2 separate regions of the Homo sapiens genome follow, and region 2 is linked to region 1. A link is a loop called in an ENCODE intact Hi-C map of the cell type or tissue named here. Cell type or tissue: B cell. All regions are shown on one strand. Each heading gives the region's core, and the rest is flanking DNA. Links, peaks and the distances in the headings are about the cores only. Region 1 holds the start of LOC107985282 (a long non-coding RNA gene). Region 2 has its middle 14 kb from the start of CERS4.

What was found. Peaks named below come from ENCODE experiments on the same cell type or tissue, not always from the same donor. Only the 100,000 strongest peaks of a DNase experiment are listed, where the experiment ranks them.
Region 2: it touches region 1 in a loop (4-fold over the local background); 28 of 110 quality-filtered maps call a loop at or near these places.

Annotation. Positions count from the first base shown.
Region 1 is chr19:8,238,959-8,241,860 of GRCh38, reverse strand. All of the region lies in intron 2 of CERS4 (ceramide synthase 4), which reads right to left. LOC107985282 (a long non-coding RNA gene) reads left to right here and starts at 1,367. Exons shown (of 2, transcript XR_001753859.2): 1 at 1,367-1,527; 2 at 1,776-1,958. RefSeq lists a silencer at 1,296-1,345. In B cell, for the core only: no CTCF peak of the experiment used is centred there; a DNase peak (open chromatin) is centred at 1,340; H3K4me3 peaks cover 398 bases; H3K27ac peaks cover 1,536 bases.
Region 2 is chr19:8,193,857-8,196,758 of GRCh38, reverse strand. No RefSeq gene overlaps it. Among named protein-coding and RNA genes, the nearest start is that of CERS4, 14 kb to the left of the region's middle. RefSeq lists enhancers at 1-685, 1,204-1,303, 686-1,539, 1,914-1,963, 2,404-2,523 and 1 more. In B cell, for the core only: no CTCF peak of the experiment used is centred there; DNase peaks (open chromatin) are centred at 1,368, 1,928 and 2,678; H3K4me3 peaks cover 1,733 bases; H3K27ac peaks cover 2,500 bases.

The DNA.
Region 1 (2,902 bases), core at 311-2,810:
GAAAAATGGGTACAGCTAGATTCCCTCCTTGTTCTACCAGGCTATTGTGAGGCTCAGGGCAGGCGGGCAGTTTATAAACACTCCATGCTGATATCACAACGGATCTGATTCCTGATTCCTGCCTCACCCGTTTACCAGGCATGGAACGTGGCCTATCTGTGCCTCAGTTTTATCTGTAAAATGGAACAAACAATAGCCCCTCTTCCACATGGAGTGGTTCGGAATGGCACCTGAGGTGGAGTGAGCACCTAGTAAAATTTAGAGGACCGAGTGCAGTGGCTCACACCCAGCACTTTGAGAGGCCGAAGTGGGAGGATTGCTTAAGGTCAGGAGTTCGAGACCAGCCAGGGCAACATAGCAAGACAAAAAAATTTAAAAATTAGGTGGGCATAGTGACACACACCTGTAATCCCGGCTACTCAGGAGGCTGAGGTGAGAGGACTGGTTGAGCCCAGGAGTTTGAGGCTGCAGTGAGCTGTGATCACACCACTGCACTCCAGCCTGGGTGACGGAGCAGATCCTGTTTCGGAAAAAAACCCCCCAAAAAACAGCTTAGACTGTGATAGTTACTGCTAGACAGGAGGTGGGGGCAGGATGGGGAGTGGTCTGGAAAGAAGGGGTGCTGGCCTATGGAGGCTTCTAGATGGTTCTTCCAAGCCCTTAGGACGGTTTCCAGCATCTGAGGTGCCTAAGGCTGCTGGAAGCTTTCCTTGCCCCTGCCACCTTCCCTTAAAGCTGCAGCTGAAGTGTTTGGGCTGGGCTGGACGACAGCAGCTTCAGGGTCATCTGCAGAGCCACCGCGTGGGTGGCAGGGCCAGTGTGACCAGCCTCTTCTCCCCTCACCCCACCCGCCCCCAAGCCTGGCTGCTGTTTGAAGCCTCCCTGGCCCCACTCCCAGCTTGGCCCCTGCCACCTGGGAACCAAACTGATAATCCTTCTTAGTGGCTAAAAATAGCCCCAGATTGGGGGAAAGAGAGAGAATGGGGCTTTGTACTGACACGGGAGGTGGGTTAGGGGGCATGAGTAGAGGATCCCTGCCCCTCTTCAGGGGTCTGAGTGAGAAGGACTGGTTCCCACGGCTTCCCCGAACCCCCAAGGACCCTGGCACTGCTCAGCAGATCAGAGCTATGCACATAGGTTTGTTTTGTTTTGCTTTCAATCTAGCTGGAAATACAGGACTTGTCCATGGTTGTGAAAAAGGCAATTAATTCAGACCCCAGATGTCTGGGCCTCCCAGAGATGAAAACACACACACACACACACACACACACACACTTGCATACATTGACTCACTCACCCGCCCCTGCAGCCTGGCCCGCTGCCTGGGGTCACCTGATTCCTGCGGCCAGAGGCTCAGGCGGGAGCACGTGACATGCTGGAAGGAAGGGGGCTGTTTGCAGATAACCACAGCCTGCCTCTGCACCGGGTCCTGGCTGTCCCTTCCAGACGGACCTGTCTCTTCCACTCTGAGCCTCTCTGAGCAGAGGTCCCACAGGGTGTTAGTGACCAGAGATGCTGCCGGTTGAGGTACCACTCCCCCCAAAGACCCCAAGGTGGACCCCAAGTTCAAGGTTCCGCCTTACCTGAGCCCCTTATTTCTGCACACATTCCTGCCCTCTACATTCTGGCCCTGCTGCCTCCCCACCTCTGCCTCCCCAGCTTAATCCATAGCAACTGCTGCTTGCTGGGCTTCCAACTCACCAAGCTCACTTGTACCATGTTTGCACCCCAGACAGTCACATACATGTCTGACTGTGTTATCATTCTTATTTCAGCTCAAATGTCACCTCCTCCAAGAAGACTTCTCAGACTACCACCAAAGAGGCCACCATATTATTCTGTCTCCTGATCCTGTGTAGTTCCTTCAACCCTCTTGTCCCAGTTGATCTGTTTCATTGGGGTGTCTTCTTCACCCCAAGGCATAAGTTTCATGAAAGAAAAGAATGTTGTTTGAGTCACTGCTGTATCCTCAGAGCCTCAGACAGGGCTGGACACATTAGATGCCACATAAATGTTTGCTACATGGATGAATGAGTAGAATAGACAGATGGACAGGTGGGAGGGTGCAAGGATGTTAGCTCAGGTGGTCAAACTCTCTAGAAAAATAACCCACCCTTAACAGGCATGGTTGGCTTGATCTCCATAAACATTCCCATAAAGGAAACGTGGGAACTGGGAAGCCCAAGGCTCAAAGCAAGAAATGACTAGAGACAGATCACAGGTCACTCAGTCAGCAAGGGGGACAGTCAAGGATAGAAGCTTCCTTGGGTGAGGAGGGGGCTGCTCTGCTCCCACAGTGGGCTCAGGGTTCATACGGTCCTGCGGAGGCCTCCCCAGGCCTACCTCTGCTGATTAAAGTTTCCCCAAAAAGCAAGCTCCTCCTTCTACTTGCCCTCTAAGCTTTCGGGGTACTAGAAGCTAATCATGCAATTTTTCTTTTTTCTTTTTCTTTTTTTTTTTTGAGACGGAGTTTTGCTCTTGTTGCCCAGGCTGGAGTACAGTGGCGCGATCTCGGCTCACTGCAACCTCTGCCTCCCGGGTTCAAGCAATTCTTTTGCCTCACCCACCTGAATAACTAGGATGACAGGTGTTTGCCATCATGCCCGGGTAATTTTTATTTTAGTAGAGACGGAGTTTCACCATGCTGGCCAGGCTGGTTTCGAACTCTTGACCTCAGGTGATCCACCTGCCTCAGCCTCCCAAAGTGCTGGGATTACAGGTGTGAGCCACCACACCTGGCCACAATTTTTCTTTCTTAAAGAGATGGGGTCTCATTCTGTTGCCCAGACTGGAGTGCAGTGGCACCATTGCAGCTCACTACAGCCTTGAACTCTTGGACTTAAGTGATCCTCCCGCCTCAGCCTTCCAAGCAGCTGGGACTACAGGAGCATGCCACCACACC
Region 2 (2,902 bases), core at 228-2,727, 45 kb after region 1:
TGTGGGTGAGAACAGGATGTTCGAGGCATGAGTAGGATCCCAAAGAGGAAGTGTCCCTCAGCTGAGGGGGTGGGTGAGTGTGAAGAGGAGCTGTGGAGGAGAGAAGGGGCTCCACTGAAACAAAAGTTGGGCCGGTGTAGTGTGGCTCATGCCTGTAATTCCCATGCTTTGGGAAGCCAATGTGGGAGGATTGCTTAAGGGCAGGAGTTTGAGACCAGCCTGGGCAACATAGAGACCCCATCTCTACAAAAACAAACAAACAAAACCAGACCTGGCGGCACGTGCTTTCGGCCCCAGCTACTTGGGAGGCTGAAGTGGGAGGATCGATTGAGCACAGTTCTAGGATGCAGTGGGCTATGATGGTACCACTGCATTCCAGCATGGGTGACCCTGTCTCAAAAAAACAACAAGGCCAGGTGCAGTGGCTCATGCCTGTAATCCCAACACTTTGGGAGGCCGAGGCAGGCAGATCACTTGAGGTCAGGAGTTCGAGACTAGCCTGGCCAACATGGTGAAACCTCCTCTCTACTAAAAATACAAAAATTAGCCAGGCATGGTGGAGGGTTCCTGTAATCCCAGCTACTCGGGAGGCTGAGGCAAGAGAATTGGTTGAACCTGGGAGGTGGAGACTGCAGTGAGCCGAGATCGCACCACTGCAGTCCAGCCTGGGCAACAAGAGCAAAACTCCATCTCAAAAAAATAAAAATAAAAATTAAGCCAGGCGTGGTGGCTCATGCCTATAATCCCAGCACTTTGGGAGGCTGAGGCGGGTGGATCACGAGGTCAGGAGATCGAGACCATCCTAGCTAACACGGTGACACCCCGTCTCTAGGAAAAATACAAAAAATTAGCCAGGCGTGGTGGTGGGCACCTGTAGTCCCAGCTACTCCGGAGGCTAAGGCAGGAGAATGGTGTGAACCCGGGAGGCGGAGCTTGCAGTGAGCCAAGATCGCGCCACTGCACTCCAGCCTGGGTGACAGAGCGAGAATCCGTCTCAAAAAAAAAAAAAATAGAGTGACCAGGGCTGCAGGGTGGGAGGTGAGTGGAGAGAACGGAGCAAAACAGAGTCCGGTTCCGAGATGAGGGTGTCTGGAGTCTGGGGGACCCAGGGAAGGGAGGAGGGGGAGGCAGAGGATGGGAAGGTCTACCCCCCAGGCCTGGACTATGCTGGGCAGGCGGGCCTGGCTCGGTGCCCATCTCTGGGCAGGGAGCACAGGGTGAAAGCAGATCTGGAGGGAAGATGTGGCATTGGATGTTAGAAGGTGCAGATCTCCAGGGGGCTGTGGGAGGTGCACATAGAGGAAGCTCAGAGTGTGTGTCTGGGCTGGAGACAGGATGTCCTTGGTGTCTGCTCAGAAGGGAGGTGCACGGTAGTTGAAGGCCCCTTGGGTAAAGACAGGAGGAAGTATGGGGAGAAGCTAGTCCCAGCTGCAAGGCAGACACCTGGTTGGGGTGTGTTTCATCTCTCATGCCACTGTACTCCAGCCTGGGCGATAGAGTGAGACTCTGTCACAAAAAAAAAAAAAAAAAAAAAAAAGACAGGGTCTCACTCTGTTGCCCAGGCTGGAGTACAGTGGCATAATCATAGCTCACTGCAACCTCCAGCTCTCAGGCTCAAGCCATCTTCAGCCTCCCAAGTAGCTGGGACTACAGGTTCATGCCACATTTTAAATTTTGTTAGAGATGGGGTCCCACTAAGTTGCTCAGGCTGCAGACACTATTTGAAATGAACTCATCTGATCCTGCAACAGCCTTGTGAGGTGGGTCCTCTTAATTCCTCTTTGACAGGTGAGGAAACCGAAGCCCAGAGAGGTTAGGACACTGGCCCAAAGTCACACAGCCTGTGAGCCGCTGGAACCAGAACCTAGGAGCTGTGTTTCTGCTTTCGTGCAGACAGATGCATTTTCCTTTAATACTTCACTTTTTAGATGCAGAAGGGCAGGATCAGGGAGGTGGAGCGACTTGCCCAAGGTCTGGCAGTGAGTTAGTGGCCTTCCAAGCCTGTGTGTCTGAGCAAGGCTATGGGCTCTAGTTGAGAACGGGCAAAAACAGCGGTCTTGAAGGAAGCCTGCCTGATATCCGTGTCAGTGAGGATGTGGGCTGCCGGGCTGGGCGGTGGAGGAGGGTGGCTGGAGATAGGCTGGGGCATGTCAAGTCTGAACATTTAGAGTATGAACTAGACATAAGACAGCCCTGACTGGGCACGGTGGCTCATGCCTGTAATCTTAGCACTTTGGGAGGCTGAGGTGGGCAGATTGCCTGAGTTCAGGAGTTCGATACCAGCCTGGGCAACACGGTGAAACCCTATCTCTACTAAAATACAAAAAATTAGCCGGGCGTGGCGGCGTGTGCCTGTAATCCCAGCTACTCGGGAGGTTAAGGCAGGATAATTGCTTGAACCCGGGAAGCAGAGGTTGCAGTGAGCCGAGATGGTGCCACTGCACTCCAGCCTGGGTGACAGAGCGAGACTCCATCTCAAAAAAAATAAAAAAATAAAAAAATAAAAAATAAAAGAAATAGCCCTAACCCCACCCCCTTGTGACATCCCCAACTAGGCTGGACTTCCCCCATGTCTGCAACAGGCTGGGGCATCCTCCGGAAATGAGTGCGGGAGGGAGGCCAGGGCTGGGCCAGCAGAGTTGGGGGAGGGGATGGGAGTGCAGGGCTGGGGACACAGGAAGAGGCTGCAGGAAAAGAGGGGCAGTGTCCAAGCTCAGGGTCTCGGGACCTTTGGGGTTTCTGCCTTGTCCCCCTGCAACTCTGGAGGAGCAAGAGGCCTGGGGTTTCTCAGTTCTTTCCAGCCCAGGAGTCCCCTGGGGTGGCTCAGGGAGTGGGGACTTCCCTGGAGGAAAGGACCATGGAGTGAGCATCTAAACTTTTGCATTTGACTCAGAGCTTTGTC